2 separate regions of the Homo sapiens genome follow, and region 1 is linked to region 2. Evidence: chromatin loops called from intact Hi-C (ENCODE). Cell type or tissue: PC-9. All regions are shown on one strand. Each heading gives the region's core, and the rest is flanking DNA. Links, peaks and the distances in the headings are about the cores only. Region 1 overlaps LOC105372639 (a long non-coding RNA gene). Region 2 holds the start of LINC01523 (long intergenic non-protein coding RNA 1523).

What was found. A loop is a pair of places that touch in the nucleus more often than their neighbours do. Peaks named below come from ENCODE experiments on the same cell type or tissue, not always from the same donor. Only the 100,000 strongest peaks of a DNase experiment are listed, where the experiment ranks them.
Region 1: it touches region 2 in a loop (3-fold over the local background); 2 of 110 quality-filtered maps call a loop at or near these places.

What each region holds. Positions count from the first base shown.
Region 1 is chr20:48,047,389-48,057,288 of GRCh38, reverse strand. The region is part of intron 1 of LOC105372639 (a long non-coding RNA gene); the gene reads right to left. Among named protein-coding and RNA genes, the nearest start is that of LINC01522, 62 kb to the right of the region's middle. In PC-9, for the core only: no CTCF peak of the experiment used is centred there; DNase peaks (open chromatin) are centred at 4,658 and 5,288; H3K27ac peaks cover 2,341 bases.
Region 2 is chr20:47,979,131-47,989,030 of GRCh38, reverse strand. LINC01522 (long intergenic non-protein coding RNA 1522) reads left to right here. Exons shown (of 3, transcript NR_110027.1): 2 at 289-424; 3 at 8,253-8,938. LINC01523 (long intergenic non-protein coding RNA 1523) reads right to left here and starts at 5,805. Exons shown (of 2, transcript NR_109942.1): 1 at 5,510-5,805; 2 at 4,718-5,049. It overlaps LOC107985436 (a long non-coding RNA gene), which reads right to left and starts at 1,973. Exons shown (of 4, transcript XR_007067623.1): 1 at 1,907-1,973. RefSeq lists enhancers at 5,423-5,922, 8,856-9,830. In PC-9, for the core only: no CTCF peak of the experiment used is centred there; DNase peaks (open chromatin) are centred at 3,380, 3,760, 4,370 and 5,940; H3K4me3 peaks cover 877 bases; H3K27ac peaks cover 5,617 bases.

The DNA.
Region 1 (9,900 bases), core at 558-8,557, 69 kb before region 2:
CAGCTCTGAAGGCTGATGGGAATCTTTGCCCCTTTAAACCAACCAAGAAGCTCATTTACACATTAAAAAAGAAAAAAATATCCATTTTAGACAATGATTTTCTGGCTTAATAGTGGTAGAATAACTGTGATTCTCACTTTGTAACTCTAAAAAGATATTTTTTCCTCCATGCACGTAAACGTTTCTCCATCTCTCTGGGGTCTTGGCATATCAGGGATCCAACAGTTTTTAAAGTAGAGGAAAACCAGAGCACCCAATCCAGCATCAACGTCCTAATTGAGGTCAGCCCCTCTTGGGTAAATCTTAAGCCGCACATCCTCATGTTCCAATGGTCCTGGTTTTAATGTTTTCTTAATTTCTCCACTATACGCCTAACTGAAACCACCCAAAGCTAATTAGATGCTCTGTCTTAAAGGTACAGAAGGATGCCTGCAAGAGAAAGCTGATAGCTTGATAACTCTTCTTGCAGAACCAGCTGAATCTAGAGACTGAGTAGTAACTGGCCATCTGGTATGATTTCAGGGGTCTATGTACCATTGCCTTCTTCCTGGATTGCTATGTGCCCTCAATCCTACCATTACTGCTCCTTTCAGGCTGAGACACCAAACACCCCTTTTAAAGTAAAAACAGCATATAATTGGAAGATTGTATCAGTCAGCACTCTTGGTTGCATGCAACAACAACAAAACCTAAGTTAAATAGCTTTAAATGAAATAAATTTATAATATCAGATAACTAGAATGTGGAAGGAGTAGCTTGTTAGTTTCAGGCACAGCCAGATCCAGAGGCTCAAATGTCAGCAGTTCCTGATGAGTGTCTCTTGATCCCTCTGCTCCTCTTTTTCCCTCTCAGGGCGGTTCTTAGCATCTCCTGCTGTGGCTGCAAGGCTGACTAAGCCTGGTAGAAAAGAGCCTCTGGCACTCCCAGAAGCCACAACAAAAGTCTCATTGCATCTCGTTGGACTTAAGTGTCACATACTCATCCCTGGACCAGTCAGAGCTGTGGAAAAAAAGAGCCTGATGGTTTTAGTCCACCTGACACAGAGGGTTGGTCCAGCCATTGGAGGGTGGTTACCCAGGGGAAACTGGAATTCAGTTACCCAAAGATGGTACAATAGATTCTGGGTAGCCAAAAATAAATATACTACAAAGTTCGTATTCTTTAAAGAGATTTATAAACAAGAATGAGATGCACAGAAGCAAAGTTTCACTATCCCTGTCTAAAGATGAAACCACTAACTTACTACCTGGGTTGACATCTCAGATTAGGTACCTGTGACCTTGGAAAGAGAAGTCCTATTAGGGTTGGGACACAAACCAGGAACGTTTGAACTGAGGAAAGGAATTCAAAGCTCCTAAGATGGAGAACTGGCCAAGTGAGGCACAAGAGAATGGAGGCAACCAGCAGAATGAAGGGAGGTTCTGGATGGATCCTCAATATAAAGAAGAACATAACAACAATGAGGGCAGCCATGGATGATGGGCTTGCTATGTGCCAGGCACTATGCTAATCACTGTCTGCATATTAACACATTCACATTTCACAGCAATTTTAATGTTTATGAAAGTCATTTCCATTTTACAGTAAGACAACTGAGACATGGAGGGCTTGATAAAGTTAGTGGTGGTGATGCTGAGACTTGAACTCAGGCAGTCTGTTCCAAAGTTCACATGCTCAGACAAGTTATGGAAGAATCGCCCAGAACCAGAGCACCAGAACGGTGATGCTGGCAGTAGATGCTGAAGCTCCTTAGAGCAACTGTCTCTTCATGAGTAATGGGGAAACTGGGGCCTCTATAACTGGGCACTGTTCTACCCCAGGATATTAGTTAGGACCCCTTCCTTCGGTAGCCAGCAACAGAAAATGCAGACCAGACTTGTTTCAGTAAGAAGGGAATTTGTTTTCTCCCAAAACAAAATAACAAAATATCTAAGTATTGTACTGGTTTCAGGGACAGTAGATTCTGGACTCAATTCAACTTGACTCAGTTTCCCTGATGCCTTGACTCTACCCTCAGCTGTGTTAGCTTCATTCTGCAGCTCTAGTAGCAAGTTATGGCACAGCCTCATCATCCAAGTTTCAATCCTGCAGAAAAGGGCCACAAGTTTCCAGGGAAGTCCGGAGACTCATTCTGATTGGGTCACCATTAGGTCATGTGCTCACTCACCCCTGATAAATTGCTGTTGCCAGAGCACACCACGTGGTGATTAGCTTAGCTCTAGAAAAGCTACATACTGATTGGCTTAGCTCTGGAAAAGCTGCATGCTGATTAGCTTAGCTCTGGAAAAGCTACATGCTGATTGGGCTTACCTCTGGAAAAGCTACATGCTGATTGGTTTAGCTCTGGAAAAACTACATGCTGACTGGTTTAGCTCTGGGTCTTGGGCTAGAGTTCTGACTGCAGCTCATATAGATTGAAATATAGAGGGGAGATTTTTCAAATGAAAATGGTGAAGATGGGAGTTTTGTTTCTAAAATAAAGTGATAAAGGTGCAAGGACTAAAGAACAGCTCTTCGTAATACCCAGTCTCCTATGTGAGAAAAGTTTATTGTTTTCTTAGCTTATATTGCAGCGAATTCAAATGCATGTAACCCACAATGACCTCTTCCAGGCTGTTATCTTGTAAAGTGACCCATATCCTTTCATCTATTTCCATACTCACCTACATGTGTTTGGAAAATGGATTCGAAGCCGGGCGCAGTGGCTCACACCTGTAATCCCAGCACGTTGGGAGGCAGAGGCGGGCAGATCACCTGAGCTCAGGAGTTTGAGACCAGCCTGGCCAACATGGCAAAACCCCGTCTCTACCAAAAAAATACAAAAATTAGCAGGGGCAGGGGAAGAACTGCTTTATCTTAAAGTCAATCATTGATGACACCTCCTATCACTGAGTATTGATTGGGTTAGGGTGGGTCTAACAGATAAACGACTCTTAAGAATTCAAGTTTAGCAAGTCGTTTATAACCAGAAGCTCCTGCGTTACTTACAGAAAACAGATAACAAGCCTGCGGCAGAGGCAGAAGATCAAGTACCAAGAAGGAGGGAAAGATTTATGTGGCCCTAAGTCAACAAGAAAAACCACAGTGAGAATCGAAGTGTCAGCGTCTGCAAAGAAGATTCCCTCAGAGCTGTTCTTTCTGCTTCCAGATGAATGGAAGTGAGAAAAGTATATCTATTAAAATGCGTGTGGCTGTCAGCAACCAAAGACTTGATTAACAGACTTGAAGAATCATATAGATTGTCCCCTATAACAGAGGGGATGAAGAATGCAGCTCAACCATATCTGTCTCTCTGCTCTGCCTTCCTTAGCAGATTGACTTGTTCTTAAGCATGGCTCCTCATGCTCACAGAAAGGCTGCTTCGGTTCCAGCATGTTGTTCTCAACCAATTATTTTCAAAGGCAGGAAGGAGAGTTTCTTCTTGTGCCTCCGTTGCATTACGAAACAAAATTTTTCCTTGAACTCTTCCCACCTCAGAATATTGACTCTCTCGTTGCATTGGTCAGGTTTGGGTCCCATGGCTGCTTCTGGATGCAAAGGAGGCTGAGCAAGAAGCATTTGGTATATTTGGGCTCTAGAGGAAGAGAAGCAAGCACCATGCAAGACAGAGATAGGGGGCTGGGGCTGTAGCGGGCCACATTGGGGGTGACCCTTAGCTCCCGCCTCGTAAAGACAGCTAAAGCCTTCTGTCCAGTTTTATTTTGTTTTTTTCTCCTGGGGGCTACTTGGCCATTTGGACAGGATTGTGTGTCATACATTACCATCCCTGAACCCTTACACTAAATTCTAGAAATGACACCCACCATGAGTTATTGTGACAATGCAAAACTCTAGATGTTTTTAAATTAGCAGAACTGTCCCCCGTCTACATCAAAGATTCTTAAAATATGTGAATTTTGTTCAGGCCGGTGTGGTGGCTCACACCTGCAATCTTAGCACTTTGGGAAGCTGAGGTGGGAGGATTGCTTAACTCCAGGAGTTGGAGACCAGCCTGGGCAACATAGTGAGACTGTCTTTACAAGAAATCAAAAAATTAGCCAGACATGGTGGCGTGTACCTGTGGTCCCAGCTACTCAGGAGACTGAGGTGGGAGGATCACCTGAGCCCTGGAGGTTGAGGGTGCAGTGAGCTGTGATCGCTCCACTGCACTCCGGCCTGAGTGACAGAGAGAGAGCAGGAGAGAGAGAGAGAGAGAGGCTCCTGGATTGAGGGGAGGGTTTCAGGGGGTGTAATATATTTAATGTATCACATGGAGCACCCACCCCCAGTTTCAACCAGAGCAACTGGGTTTCTAGCCAGTTTTACAAATTGAGATTTTATAAAAGGTTCTCTTTGCAGAAAATATTAATATTTGGAAATAGTTGAAAATGACTATTTGAGTCTCAGCTGGAGTTGGGTGAATTCAAACTGTCTTTTTCAGGAGAACAATCAGTCAACATGGTTATTTTACCCAGCAAATATGTCAGACTAAATTTTTGATAGTTGATAGAATAAATTGTGGCTAGTTGACAGATTGCATTTTCTTCTGTTTCTTACTTTCAGGGGGCATCTGTTTTTCAGATTCAGCTTTTATTCTCACCAGAAATGGATCTTAGAAACCCTTTTGTGTGCTGGCCTTAGAGTCATGGAAAACGCTCCAGGCAAAGTAATCCTGGCTGGTGGCCAGATTGTTTCTTTTTGTTTGGGTGTTTAACAAATTTTTTCTTCTAATTCACGCATCTATGGTGTGTTAAGGAAAATGGGATAATTTAGGTTGTGTTTTTTTCTTCTTCTTCCTTTAGAATGGAAAAATAAAACTTGGCTAGAGTTGACTGTCTCCTAATCCCCAATAGGAACCTGACATTTTTATGTTGCTTTTTCACCCTCTCCAACCTGGCCTGAGGTGCAGGTGGGGAGCTGCTGGTAGAGTGTTACCATAATCCCACCCAGCATGACAGAGACCTGCCTGAGGGCTTCAGGGGAGACTGAAGAGTCCCAAACACATCTCTTGTCTAGGGTGATGAAAAGCTGATCTGGGCTTGGTACCAAATATTACTTATCAGATTCCAAGTGGCATTGTCTTCATGGAACCTGGTCCTGCCGGAGTGCTTGTTGAGGGTGGGCTCCATCCAGAGAGCAGGAGGGGCATCTGGGCACCGGGCAAGGTGGATTCAGGACCCCCGGTGCAGGTCCTAGCTGTGACCACTGTTTGGTTCTGGCAAAGACCAGGGCACTATGGAGATGGGGAAACAGAAAAGAAAATGATTCATCTGGCTGGGAGCCCAGAAAATGTATGCTAATGCCTTTGTAAGGCAAAAATAAGATTATAAAGAGACATTGCAGAAAACAAAAAAAGCCCAACCTCAATCCATTAACATGGAAACTAATAATGTGCTGAGATTCAAAGAGTCAGAGAGAGAACCATGACATGAGTCAAGTTGTTTTTGAAGTCAATTCTTGCCTGTCCACATCCCATTCTCCTTCTTGGTAGACATTGCTAGAACTCACAAATAACCCTAGCCTCCTACTTCTTCCAGGCCCACAGGACACATACCCTCCTCTAACCCCTTAAAGTCATGAATAGGCATGTGACCTCTCTCAGCCATTGAAATCTGAGAGAAAGCAACAGGTGCTATTTCCTTATGATTACAATTTTATCATTCAGGATACAGATCAGGACCAGCCAAATGAAGAGACTTACAGCACAAGGTCTCAGAGGGTCTACAACATGAAGCTTCTGTGCCCTCTCCATGGAACCAGGGCACTCACCTGCCTGGCACATCCAACCAGGAAGTTCCACTGAGCTGCTAACAGGTGCTAGTTCTAAGGAGAAGCATTTAAGAACTGCAGTGTGATTGGCTATGCTGTTTTTATGCTGTGGTAGTCTTGGGAGCATGCATTGAGACGGTACAGCCTCCAGCAGACTGGATCACGGAATGACTATGATGAAGGGAGCCCTCCACAAAGAACCCACATTGGATATAAAGTGTAAGTGGGTTTTAAAACATTTGTTGTGTTTGGCCCTAGAGATTTGGGTCTTATTTGTTACTGCAACCTAACCTTGTCCATCCTGATTGATATGCTCAACATCTTCCACCACAATATCCCATATCTGGACACATTAGAGGCTCATGACTTCTTCTAAACCTACATCCCAAAGATTATCAGTTCTCAACTTCCTCCAGGCAAAAGAAACAGAATTGTTAGATGAGATAGCTGTTGACTTCAGCACATCAGGAATTGCTGCTCCAATACTGAATCTGATGAAAAAGAAAGGAGAATTTAAAAGTGCAGACATTGGAGAAAAACGCTTTAATGGTTATGTCAAAGGAGATTCAACTCAGAAACAGAAATAAAGTTGATCCTTAAACAACACAGATTTTAACTGCATGGCTCCAATTATACACAGTTCTTCCACTTCTGCCACCCCTGAAACAGCTCCACCTCTTCCTCCTGTTCCTCAGCCTACTCAACATGAAGATGACAAGGATGGAGACCTTCATAATGATCCACCTCCACTTAATGAATAGTAAATATATTTTCTCTTTCTTATGATTTTCTTCATAACATTTTTTCTCCAGCTTACTTTATTGTAAGAATATAGTATATAATACATATAACATACAAAATATGTGTTAATCAATTGTACATGTCATCAGTCAAGCTTCTGGTCAGCAGGAGGCTATTAATAGTTTAGTCTGGGGGAAGTCAGAGTTCTACACAGATTGACTGTGTGGGGGTCATCCATGCCCCTAATGCCCACATTGTTCAAGGGTCAACTGTAGTCTGGTGACAGGTGGGAGTGAACCTGTGGGACTTGGGTGGTGATGCTATTTGGGATTACCTGAGCTCAATAATTATTGTCACCTCCATTGTGAGTATCTTAAATCTATTAAGAAGTGAGAGGAGAAAAGTATGTTGTAACAAGAGGCTGGACAACATGTTGCACCCACAGCTACCGAAATCAAAAGGCTCCAGCTGCTTTTATTCCTATAAAGGATGAGATGTGGGCTGGGTGTGGTGGCTCACACCTGTAATCCCAGCATTTTGGAGAGGTCAAGGTGGATTGACCACTTGAGCCCAGGAGTTCAAGTCCAGCCTGGATAACATGGCAAAACCTCATCTCTACAAAATAATACAAAAATTAGCTGGGCGTGGTAGTGCCTGCCTGTAGTTCCAACTACTCAGGAGGCTGAGGCAGGAGAATTACCTGAGCCCAAGAGGTTGAATCTGCAGTGAGCCCTGATTGCACCACTGCACTACAGCCTGGGCGACAGAGCAAGACCCTGTCTCAAAAAAAGTAATGAGCTGTGAAGATATGTAAAAAGGTTGGCAAACTGCAAGTATAAAACACCAAAATCAATTTCATTTTATTTAAAAAAAAAACTTGGCTCAGTGTAGTAGACAAGTGTTGATTTTGGCCCACATACACACACACACACACACAAACATTATTTTTAGTAACAAAATATTCCCCATATATTTTCCAGGAGACCACCCCCTATCCTGCCATTTCAAGCCAAGAGAAATAAAAACATATGTCCAAATAAATATGTGTCTATGAATGTTACAGCAGCATTATTCATAATAGCCAAGAAGTGGAAACAGCCCAAACCTCCATCAATTAGTGAATGAATAAAAAAACAAACAGAACTGTGGTGTATCTATATTATGAGCTATTATTCAACAACAAAAATAAACACACTAAGATACACACCATGACCTGAATGAATCTCACAGACATTATGCTAAGCAAGAAAAGCTAGAAAATAAAACTAATAAATAATAAATAATGTTTGTAAAAAAGAAAGAAAATCAAGTTTAACAAGTCACAGACTTATGACTCCATTTATAATGACATTTTCGAAATGAAAACTATAGGGATTAGGGATCAGATTAGTGGTTGCCAACAGCTGGGGAGAGAAGATTGCCTACCAAGGGGCCACATGAAGAAATTGTGAGGGTAATGCAGCTGTTTTGCATCGTGATTTTGGTGGCGGAGAGGCCAATCAACACATGTGTTATAATCTATAGGCCTATATGCCCACAAGAGGTCCATTTTACCATAGGATCATTTTACAAATAAAATTATTTTTAAAAATCTTATGTGGATTAAATTTGGCTTTGGGCTCTAAAATTGATCTCCTGGATCAGAAGCTCTTTGGATGATCCTACTTTATTAAAGTTGAAGCTTTAAAGAAAATATACATATTCCATCCTTGAGCAAGCTGATTCCCTGAGGTTTTTTTTAAAAGTAAAATTTAACATTAATTTTGATTTTGTTGGCATTCCAGCCAATTAGCATAGTTCATTAGAATGTTTGGTTCAATCCAGGTGACTAAAAATGTTTATTTATATAATTAAATACATATGTAAAAAAGTCACATTTCAGAAAATATGTAAATGCAATTTTTGAAAAAGGAAGGTGCTTGATTTATGAGGCTCATCTTTTTTCGGGAGCTCTGAAGTTTCAAATCCTTCTGCAATATTTATTATTGTTCGGCTCTCTCTTAGAGAGGAGACTATGGGGTCTCCATAACCCAGATCCTATTTACTTATTTTTTATTTAAATATAATAATAATATTAATTATTATTATTATTATTAGATACAGGTCTTGCCCTGTCACCCAGACTGGAGTGTAGTGGATGATTATGGCTCACTGCAACCTTGACCTCCCAGGTTCAAGGGATCCTCCTACATTAGCCTCCTGAATAGCTGGGACTATAGGCATGCACCACGAGGCCTGGCTAATTTTTTTTAGTAATTCTTATTTCATTTTACTTTTTTCAAGATGGGGTCTTGCTATGTTGTCCAGTCTGGTCTCAAACTCCTGGGCTCCAGTGATCCTCCCACTTCAGCCTCCTAAAGCACTGGGACTACAGGCATGAGCTAGTGTGCCCAGCCACAGATCCTATTTGATCTAATCATTTAAGGAATAGGAGGAAGAAGAAGTGCAGTAAGAAAGAAATAGATTGTGCCATGTATTAGTCTGTTTTCACACTGCTATAAAGATACTACACAAGACTGGGTAATTTATACACAAAGGAGATTTAATTGACTCACAGTTCTGCATGGCTGGGGAGGCCTCAGGAAACTTACAATCATGGCAGAAAGCGAAGCAGGCACCTTCTTCACAAGGCGGCAGGCGAGAGACAGCAAGCAAGAGCATGGAAAACTGTCTTATAAACCCATCAGATCTCAAGAGAACTCCCTCACTATCAAGAGAACGGCATGGGGAACCATCCCCATGATCCAATCACCTCCCTCCATTGACACAGGGAGTTTACAAATGCAGATGACATATGGGTGGAGACAGAGCCAAACAATATCATGCTGCTTTTTGTCTTTGATGGAGGTTGAACGATAATTTTTTTTTTAACAAAGAAGACAGAGGAAGCACTGGCAAAGAGGAAAGGGAGAAGTCAAAAGCACTGCCAGGTCTTAGAGCAAACTCTATGAAAAGAGACACTCGGGTGCATCAGAGGCTCCAGATTTCCCTTCCTTCTTCCTTATTAACTGAACCCTGATGTTAATTGAAGAGATTGTATTCCCAGCTAAACAAAATTTCCCAGGCTCTCTTGAATCAAATGTTCACATGACACAGACCCAGCAAATGATTACTCAACATAAGCTACTGGGCAGGACTTCCGGGAAAACGCTTTAAAAGGAGCTGACTCAGCAGGCAGGTGTCTGTTACTATTGTCTGTCATGTTGGCTGGAACTGTGGCAGCCGTTTTGAGAGCATGAAGACAGGGCTCACAACAAAGATAGGGTCATGGAAATCCAGAAAGGGCATGGGTCCCAGATGTTATCATGGAGCTACCATTCCATCCCTGGACTACCTGCCTCTAGACTTATTTAACATGAGGAAAAATAAACCCCTATTGGAGAGGGGCTAGGGGTCTCTGTAACTTGTAGA
Region 2 (9,900 bases), core at 1,025-9,024:
CAGAGCCACACTTTTGTTCACCCCTCCAGTAGAAAACAATGTGCTGAAGGAAGGTGGCCCTGCCTCAGCCCTAAGCAGAGCAAAGTGATTGGTCAGTGGTTCAAAGCCAATCACAGTAATCCTCTCCCCTTTGCTTGTGATTGGTTTGCGAGTAGGCCTGTCATCCAGTTCTATTAATAGCTAATGGGACCTAAGAGACATCTACTAGAGGCTTCCGGGAAAGCCTTCCCAAGCCACACAGGAGAAAAATCTCCCAGCTCTCCTTCCCTTCCTCTGTTCTGGACACAGGCTGGTGATGCTGGAGCCACAACAACCACCGGAAACCCCAAGGCGAAGACCAGAGAATCCCAGAGATGCAGACAGAGACTTCCTAGAGCTACAGAGTAAGCCAAATTGGAGTTGCCTTTTCTGGACGTCTTGTTAAGTGAGTAAAAAAAAAAATGCCTTTGTAATTTAAGCCTGTGCTTCTAGAACTTTAATATTCAATAGCCTTTTCAACAAATAGTGTCAGAAAAAAAATTGGGCATACATAGACAAAAAATTAATCACACCCTGTCACACATGATACAAAAATTAACTCAAAAATGGATTTTGGACTCATAATGTAACACGTAAAACTATAAAACTTTTTAAAAAAATACTTAGGAGAAAATCTTCAGGACCCAGGGCTAGAAGAAGAGTTCTTAGACTTGACACAGAAAACACAATGCGCAAAAGGAAAAATTGATCAACTGGACCTCAATAAAATTTGAAACTTTTGCTCTGCGAAAGGCCTTGTGAAGAGGATGAAAAGACAAGCTATGTACTAGGAGAAAATATTTTCAAACCACTTATGCTACAAAGGATTTAATACCTAGAATAATATAAAGAATTATTAAAACTCAACAGTAAAAAAAAAAATCCATTTAGGAAATGAGCAAAAGACATGAACAGCTATTTCACCAGTGGTGATATATGAATGGCAAGTAAGTACACAAAAAGATGTTCAACATCATTATCCATAAGGAAAATGCAAATTAAAATCACTAAATACCCACATGAAAGTGGCTAAAATAAAAAATAGTGGTAACAGTAAATGATGACAAGGGTATAGAAAAATTGGATTGCTCATACAATACATTGCTGATACACAGATGCTCTGGAAAACAGTTCAGCAGTTTCTTCCAAAAATTAGACATGCGCTTACCACATAACCCGGCATTTGCACTCTTGGGCATTTGTCCCAGAGAAATGAAAACTTGTATTCAGATAAAAATTTATATACGAATAATCATAGCAACTTTGCTGATAATAGTGAAAAACTGGAAAACAACCCAAATGTCCTTCGATGAATGAGTTAAACAAACTGGTGCATCTCTACTATGAAATACTATTCAGCCATGAAAGGGACCAAGCTATTAATACCTGTGATGGCATGGATGAATCGCCTGGGAATTAAGCTCAGTGAAAAAAACCAATCTCAAAAGGTTATGCACTATATGACCTCACTTAGATTTTTTTTTTTTTTTTTTGAGGCCGAGACTTGCTCTATAGCCCAGGTTGGAGTACAGTGGTGCAATCTCGGCTCACTGCAACCTCCACCTCCCGGGTTAAGGCGATTCTCCTGCCTCAGCCTCCCAAGTAGCTGGGATCACAGGCACCCGCCATCACACCTGGCTAATATTTGTATTTTTAGTAGAGACGGGGTTTCGCCATGTTGGCCAGGCTGGTCTTGAACTCCTGACCTCAAGCGATCCGCCCACCTCGGCCTCCCAAAGTGCTGGGATTACAGGCGTGAGCCACCGCACCCAGCCACTACAGCATTCTTTAAATGACAAAATTATCAAAATGGAGAGCGGAATAGTGGTTTCCAAGCATTAGGAGTAGAGGAAGGAAGGAGAAGAGTATAGCTATGTAGGAAAACAACCTTTTGTGTGGCAAGAGTGACACCATCTTGAAGCAAAACCGCCATGATGACCAGTGTTTGACTCTTGCATACTAAGGTGCTCTCATAGTGTAGATAACCTCTCATAAAGGGAATTGAACAATGAGAACACTTGGACACAGGGTGGGGAACATCACACACCGGGGCCTGTCATGGGGTGGGGGGAGGGGGGAGGGATAGCATTGGGAGATATACCTAATGTAAATGATGAGTTAACAGGTGCAGCCCACCAACATGGCACATGTATACATATGTAACAAACCTGCACGTTGTGCACATGAACCTAGAACTTAAAGTATAATAAAAAGAAAAAGAAACAATGCCTATAGCATAGATAACCCCTCATAAATATGTTTATCTAACCTCCTTAGCGGTCACAAGTGTCACAATCTGAGGTGTGAGTAGTTGCACGTATTTTACAAAAACAGAAGCTTCCTATCTAAAGGATATTTTCTGGAGAGTGGGTGTAGGGATCCACAGTCTGGCAGCCACCTGAAATATCGCTTTAGTAGGTCCCTACTAAATGTTTCTTTCATAGAAGCTGGATTTGTCAGCTTCTTTCTTCAGCCTCTCAGCTTGCTGGGCCTTTGGGGAAAGGTTTACATAGACCTGCTCTTCATGGAACAAGCTATAAAAGGACAGCGTGAGGAATGCTTAGGAAGGAACTGTTTTCAATCTTAATGGTGGTGGTCACATGAATCTAAACATGTAATAAACTTTCAAAGAACTAAATACACACTAATTAGTGCATATAAAACTGGTGAAACCCGGGTCAGATAGATGGATTGTATCAGAGTCAATATTTTGGTTGTGAAACTTTACTATAATTAGGAAGATGGTATTATTGGGGGGAAATGAGTGAAGTGCATGTGAGATTTTTCCTATTTCTTACAATCACGTGTGAATCTAAAATTATTTAGCCAAATTTCACTAAATTTTTTGTGGCTCCATGAATTAATGTGGGGAACCCATTTCCTGAACTGCACGAAGGCGGTTAAATAATGTATATTACATATCAGAAATCAATTCCTTCTGGTATTGTGATTTTTTTTTCAAACAGGAAAACGTAGCAGGGGCGTTGGGGAAGATTTGGAATTAATATGTAATTAGATATTCAGCCAGGTAGAAAGCTTAAGCAAAATAAACTTGACTCTAAGTAATTAAAAAATTTAATATGCATATGAATCACCTGGGTCATCTTGTTAAAAAGAGAAAAGCAGATTCTGATTCAGTAAGTGTTGGGTATTACCTGAGATTCTGCATTTCTAATGAACTGATATTGCTGGTTCATGGAACCCATTTTACGTAGCAAGAAAATAAGCCACTTTTAGCTGCATTTTCTGTTAGTTGCCGCCAAAAGCATCCTAACTCTTTTGACCATTTGCATATTAGCCCCGCCCACTGGAGGAGCCCAGAGTCTTATCTTCCCACCAATCAGATTCACCCTCCACCTGTGGGAGGAGCCAAGAGACAAGTGGTGGGGAGAAGGCCGTCCTTTTTCCAAAAGGCAAGAGTGCTTCCTTGTATTGTGAGCCTGGGTGAGAGAGAGAGACCGAGGAGGATGGAGGTACAGCCAGAAGGCAGGGACAGATGCTGATTTGGGGATGTTCTGGGTCTCCAGGTGCCTCTTTATGGTCTGTTTATGAAACCCAGACGCCCTTTCAGTGAGAAGCAATTCTGCCATGTTTATTTTTTGCGGGGAAAAGAAGCCACAAAACCCAAATATTTATATCCACTGTGCAATCTTCTCCAGTTTCCAGGCACATCTTCCTTTTCTATATCTTGGAGAGCATTTCAAGCCTCCTGGAATTTTTCTTCAAGGAGGGGCCTCAGGGCCACTGCTGCAGTGTGACTCACTGAGCTGCCAGGAGGCCTGGGCTTCCTTCCTGGAATCAGGGATCCCATGTGGGCCTCTCAGACCCAGCTCTACTGTGAAGTTGAGAGCTTCAAGTGGGTCTTCTAGGGAGGTCAAGAGGCAGAGGGAATATTGGAAATGGCTCTGCCACTAGCATGCTCTGTGTCCTTGGGTGAATGATTTGGCCTCTCTGAAAACCAGTTTCTTCCCCTGCGAATGGTAGGAGTTGCATCAGGTGATTTCTTAGGATCCTACCTGCTCTAAGTGTTTCTTGGTCTCTAAATTCTCATAAACAGGACTTAGCTTAGGTTAGTGCTCTCCATCTTGGCTGCATATTTGAGTCACCTGAGGGACACTAAAGATACTAAACCCAGATGTTCTGATCTGATAGATCTGGAGTCCGATGTGGGCGTCAGAAATCTTTAAAACTTCCCAGGTGTCACTAACATACAGCCAGGGTTGAAAGCCACCGGGCTACGCCTGATTTTACAGAAGAGGAAACTGGGCTCACATCTCTGGTCAGCAGGTCAGCCACCTGTGGAATCCAGTGACTCCCGCTTACAGGTGTGGGACCTCACAGCCACCCTCTGCATTCCAGCACATCCCTAGGACCTGGGGGACATTGCACCTTTCCATTCTTCAGTAATCTTCTCCTCCATCTCTTTCCCTCTCCACCCCGCCCCTCGCTCTGATGAGCTAAATCTTTCTCAAGTAGCTTCTGCCTCTGTCCTGTGAAAGTCCCTGCCAGGAGGAGTCGCCACACCTGTTTACCTCCATGAACTAGAAGGAAGGAGGGAAATACAGGCAGAGACATGCAGAACTCAGGGTCTCCCATGTTACTCTGCCTCCCACCCAAAGCACCTTGCTCCAGGTTTGTCACAGGACAAGGGGAAGCTGCTGTGAGGACACTGAGGGTGACGGAAAAGTTGAAAAAGAAGGAGGAGAGAAATAGCACATCTGTATTTAGACATTATCCCTGGATGCTTCTTTGCATGTTAGGAAAGGCTCACTACAATCTAGTCATGTTTAGCCCTTTAAGAGCCCTGGGATAGTGAGTCCAGAGCCAGCACTGGGGGCTTTTCTCCCAGCCCCTTTTCAAAGTCATGTTGACCTTTGAGCATCTCCTGCCCCAGGAGAGCGCTGCAGCCGCTGCAGACAGCATGAGATGCTTCTCTATGTGGGCTCAGCTTCACCCTTCTGTGCTCCTGAGGATGGAGGACAGAAAGTGGTTCTTCCTCCCTGGCAAGCATTTCCAGTCTCTGAAGACTCTCTGGGGAAAGAACACGAAGGGGGAGAGGCTTCCTAAGTCCCTTCACTGGGGGCTTATCCGTGACCGACGTTCCTGGGGAGACATACATTTCATCAGTCACTTTCCATCTCACTCCACTCTCCCTCCTCCTCTCTGCAAGCTTACACTGCAGCCCGATGGAATTACACACAGTGCCCTGCATATGCCAAGGTTCTTCCACCTCTAGTCATGCTGCTTCCTGTCCTGGAACCCCCTTCCCAACTCGATCCTGCTGAGCAGCCTGGGATCTGTGTACGGGACGCCCCTCAGAGTCACCCAGACACAGGGGAAGCTGGGGTGTTTATTTCCTGCCTGTCAGTCACCAGTGCAGGCCTGCTCCTGGGGCACTCACCCCAGCATCTCCAATGCCAGGCAGCTCAGAGAGCCACTTTCCTGTCCAAGCAACCCTTAGAGAACATTCCCAGGAGGAGCGAATGTCCACCTTGTGTGGCATCGTCCTGGGGCGCTCCTTCTGGGGGGGACCCCAGTCCCTCCTGCCCTTCCAGCCAGAATCCTCCTGTCTCCTGGGTGAAAACTGGAGCCCGGGTTCTAGCTCTGCTGTGTCTCTCAGACTCTGGTGAGTGTCAGAATCTTCTGGAGGCCTTGTTAAAACTCCGATGGCGAGGCCCACCCTAAGGTTCCAATTCAGGAGGTCTCAGCAGAGCCTGAAAGCTGGCTTTCCCAGCAGGGCCCCGGGGTGCTGATGCTCCTCCCCCTAGAACGACCCCTGAGAGCCCTGGCTCTCCACTGGGACCTGCTCACCTGGAGACAGTGACCACAGGCCACAGGTCACCCCTCACCGCTTCACTCCACGCCCTCTCTTGTGACCTCATCTCCTCTCACCTCCCCCTGGGTCACATGGCTCCAGCCACACCCGCCCCCCTGCTGTTCCTCACCCAGGATCACCAAGGTCTCTCCTGCCCCGGGGCCTGTGCACCTGCTGTGCCTCTGCTTGGGATGCTCTTCCCAGGGCTCGCCCACCTCCTCAGAGAGGCCTCCTGACCCCTGACACGGCCTTGCCCTTCACCTCTATCGTCCTTTAGAACAGCCCCCACCTCCCGCACATCATGCAGTTGCCGGTTCAATGGCTACTGCTTGTCCTCCAGACTCGAAAGTAACCTCGCAGTGGGTGGTGGGCAGGGGGCGTTGTTTTGTTCCCTGCCCTGTCCCAGCACCCAGAGCAGTGCCTGGCAGGGGTGGGTACTCAGTACACACCTGTTAGCAAGTGACTCTGATGCAGGGACCGTTCTCTCTGATCTCTAAATCCAACTTTCTTATGTTGTAGTAACAATGTTGAATGTTGTTCCATACATCATCCATTTTCTTTTTTGACTTTTAGATCATAGTGCCTTAGAGAACAACTGGGCAAAAAATGGACTTTCAGACACGGCAGGTGCTCAGGTCCAGCCCCCACCCTGTGGCCCTTCAGGGACTGCACTCATTTATTTTTCTCTTTCTGGCTGTCCGCGAGCCAACAGCTCTCTCCTGGCTTTAATTTTCATCCATTTAAGTTGAAAAAAAAAATCAAACAAATGAAATGCACTTAAGAGAAAGCCTTGAGGAGTTAGTGAGCCACCTGAAGTGAACGGACTCCTTTCAAGGCGCTATCAATTGTTGTTATCAATTATTTATTGGGCCATGTTTGTTCCTGGTGCCACCAAGACAGAGAGGAGACAGGGTCCCTGCCCTGAGGCATCCCAAAGAAGAAGGGAGCATTTGTGAAATGAAAAAATGTCCCAGATGATAAGACAGTTACCCGTCACACCTCAAGGCTGCTCTATGCTTTTATTATATTTTTACTCTTAAGAATGTTCACTTATTTTCTGATTTTAAAAAGTAATTGAAAAGTTTATAAAATATTCCTAGAAATAGAGAAAAAATAAAATCTAACTCCAGTGTTTTTAATGCACATATAAAATCTACTTGGTTTATAAAATTAGGATTTATTCTAAATGTTTAATTTAGTTAGTTTGGAAGTTTTGTTAATTTACTCATCAGATTCTGCCTTGAGTTTTCTTCACATTATACCATGTTCATTTCTTCAGGCCATCAAGCAGCCTTCAAAAACATAAATTTCATTAGTTACAATGTATTTCATATAGATATACGATAACTGCCTTCACCAATCTTCTATTTCTGGACAATACAATTTTTATTTTTTTTCTTGTTTTGCTTTTGGTTATTATAATCAATATTCCTGTGAATATGCTTAGTTTAGAAAGCCTTGACTCGCTGTTATTATAATTTCAGTTTATAATCAGGAAGAGGGAAAGCCTAACTCTAAGGTTGAAACTAAATCTTAAAGCTAGTGACACAGCCTCTCTGAGCTTTGCTGTCCTCTTCTGTCCTATGGTAAGAATGATACTGAGGTCCTAGGGAGCTGTGAAGCATATGCTGTGAGACAACACAGCTGAGCAGCCCAGCCAGAGCCCCCTGGGGAAGCCGTCAGAGGTCAGCCGCTCCCGTCTGCTTCCCTCTTGACTCCTAATAGGCTGGGACAGAACTTTGCCCTCCCTTCTTCCTGTCCAAAAGACGCACAATGATAATGATGCTGATGGTTATTTAGTAAGAAACTTCCCAACAGGAACAGTTGTCAGGAGGGGGCACAGTTGGATTCTCTCCAGCAAAGATGTCAGGGTGGATAGAAATGTCAGCGTGATCCAAAGAGGACACAAACACTCCTGTTATTTTGTTGTCACCATAGAAAGGCCAGCTGTAGGTTTGACGAATGTTTAGTGAAAGAAAGTTTGCAAAAGTCAAAAAGAAACTGACATAATGATAGCCAAACAGGCTTTCTCTGCATTAGAAGAACTCAATAGGTCCTTGCACGTCTGATTAGAGCAAAACAAAACAAACAAGCAAAAGCTCCCCTGATGCACAGAGTTAGTGCTCCACTGAACTAGACCAGAAGAGCTTGTCCTGCCCCTTGGAAACAGGGGCCAACATGATGCGGTGGGCAAGGACCCATCATCTGACATGAAGATGCCCTGGGGGCAATGGAAAGCATGGTGTGTCCGGAGAAGATGGCCCTGACGGCAGGTGCATTCGGGTGCTAGTGAGTGCTGCAGCATGTTGGGTCTCTAGTTTTGTATCAGTCAGCTACTCTCACAGTCACACTGTGTAACAAACCACCCCCAAACTCAGTTACAAACGATAGTACTTATTTCTCATTCTCATGTCCACAGGTCTGATGGGGTTCATCACATCTGAGCCAGGACTGGCTTTTCTTGGCTGCAAGCTGAAAGTTGGGTCCAGGTCTGCTGTACTGAGGGTCTCCTATCTTCCTTGGACAGGGACAACCAGAGGCCTATTTATCTCATGATGGAAGGCAGGAGAACAAGCAGGCAAGACCAGCTGTGCTAGCACATGCCACCTCTTTGCCCACGTCACACCTGCTGACGTCCCATTGGCCAATGCAAGTCACACAACCAAAGCCAACATCAACAGGACAAGGAAACAGACTCTGCCTCTAGATGCACAAACTACAGAGTCACGGACAGAGGACACGGATCCAGGGAAGGAAGATGGAGAATGAGAACAATGACCCTCAATAACACAGCCTCCCACAGGTTTCCAAATCCCCAACCCAGGCATATATCCAAGGAAATGGAATCATGGGTTCAGGTTTTAGAGCAAGCAATTTCTGCTCTCCCTGCCTAGTTTCCACACCCTTAACACAGGGGCAATGATGTCACATCAAAACATATCATACAAATTTGTGATGATGTTTCAACAACTAAACACCAGAAAAATGCTTAGGGCAGGGCCGGGTAGGAGGGGCAGAAGCCAATAGTAACTTAACATCACTGCTAACCCACAAAGTTCTGGGAATTTCTTTGAATGTCTAATTAGAGAACCATGTCCCCAAGAATTAACATTTCTTTTGCTTTTTTTTGAATCTGAGAAAATACTAATTGTCACAGGGTAGAATATTTATCTGATGAGCATATAGAAGTTAAGGGCTCCTTGAAATCACAGTGCTAGGTTTGGGTCTCATTCCTCCTCCTACCTGCCTCTCTGAGCCTCAGTTTCTCATCTGTAGAATGGGTACAATCCCAACCTCATGTGTTTGTGGCAGTCAGGGTTAATTGGGCTAATGATTCTAAAGTGCTCTGCGCAGGCCTGGCAGGTACTGAGCAACCTTGGGCCATAGAGAGAGCACTGACTTGGGAGTCAGGAGCTGGGACCTCAGGTCCTATTCCCTGGGGATCCGGGAAAAGTCCCTTGGCTTCCCTGAGCTTCATCTGCCCCACGTGCTAGTGAGGTGGCTAGACCAGTCAGGCCAAGGACGTCCCTGCAGCTATCTAACTTCTCCTTACTCCCTGTTCAGCAAAGGGCAGGAGCTGGGCCTGGCCAGGCTCCCACAAAGCCCAGGCGTGGCCGTGCTCAGCTCACGACGGGTGTGGGGGATGCGTTTCTGCCCTCAAAGGACTGAGCTCCAGTTTCTTTCTTCACTGAGTCCTTTACTCTCTGCCTGCGGGTGGTTATTTAAGACATCTCCTGCCTGCAGGGGCCTCTTAGAGAACAAACAGATCGTTCCTTCAGCTGCAGTGCAGGCTTTACTGGGCTTGTTCCTGCATCAAGTAGACAGATCCTTCCTGAATGGAGTCGCCCCACAGGCCCCACACTCGGAGAGGGGCAGCCAGGAGCCTCCGAGGCTCTGCCCAGCCCGTCCTGAATGTGCTCCCTGCCCTGAGTGGAGCGCTCACAGCTCCCCGCATCAAGGTTTCTGTCTCCCCAAGGATCTTCCTCATAAAAACCCTTCTTCTCCCAGATCCCACAAACCGACATTATAAAAAACACAAACACCCAATAAGCACCATGTAAATTGAT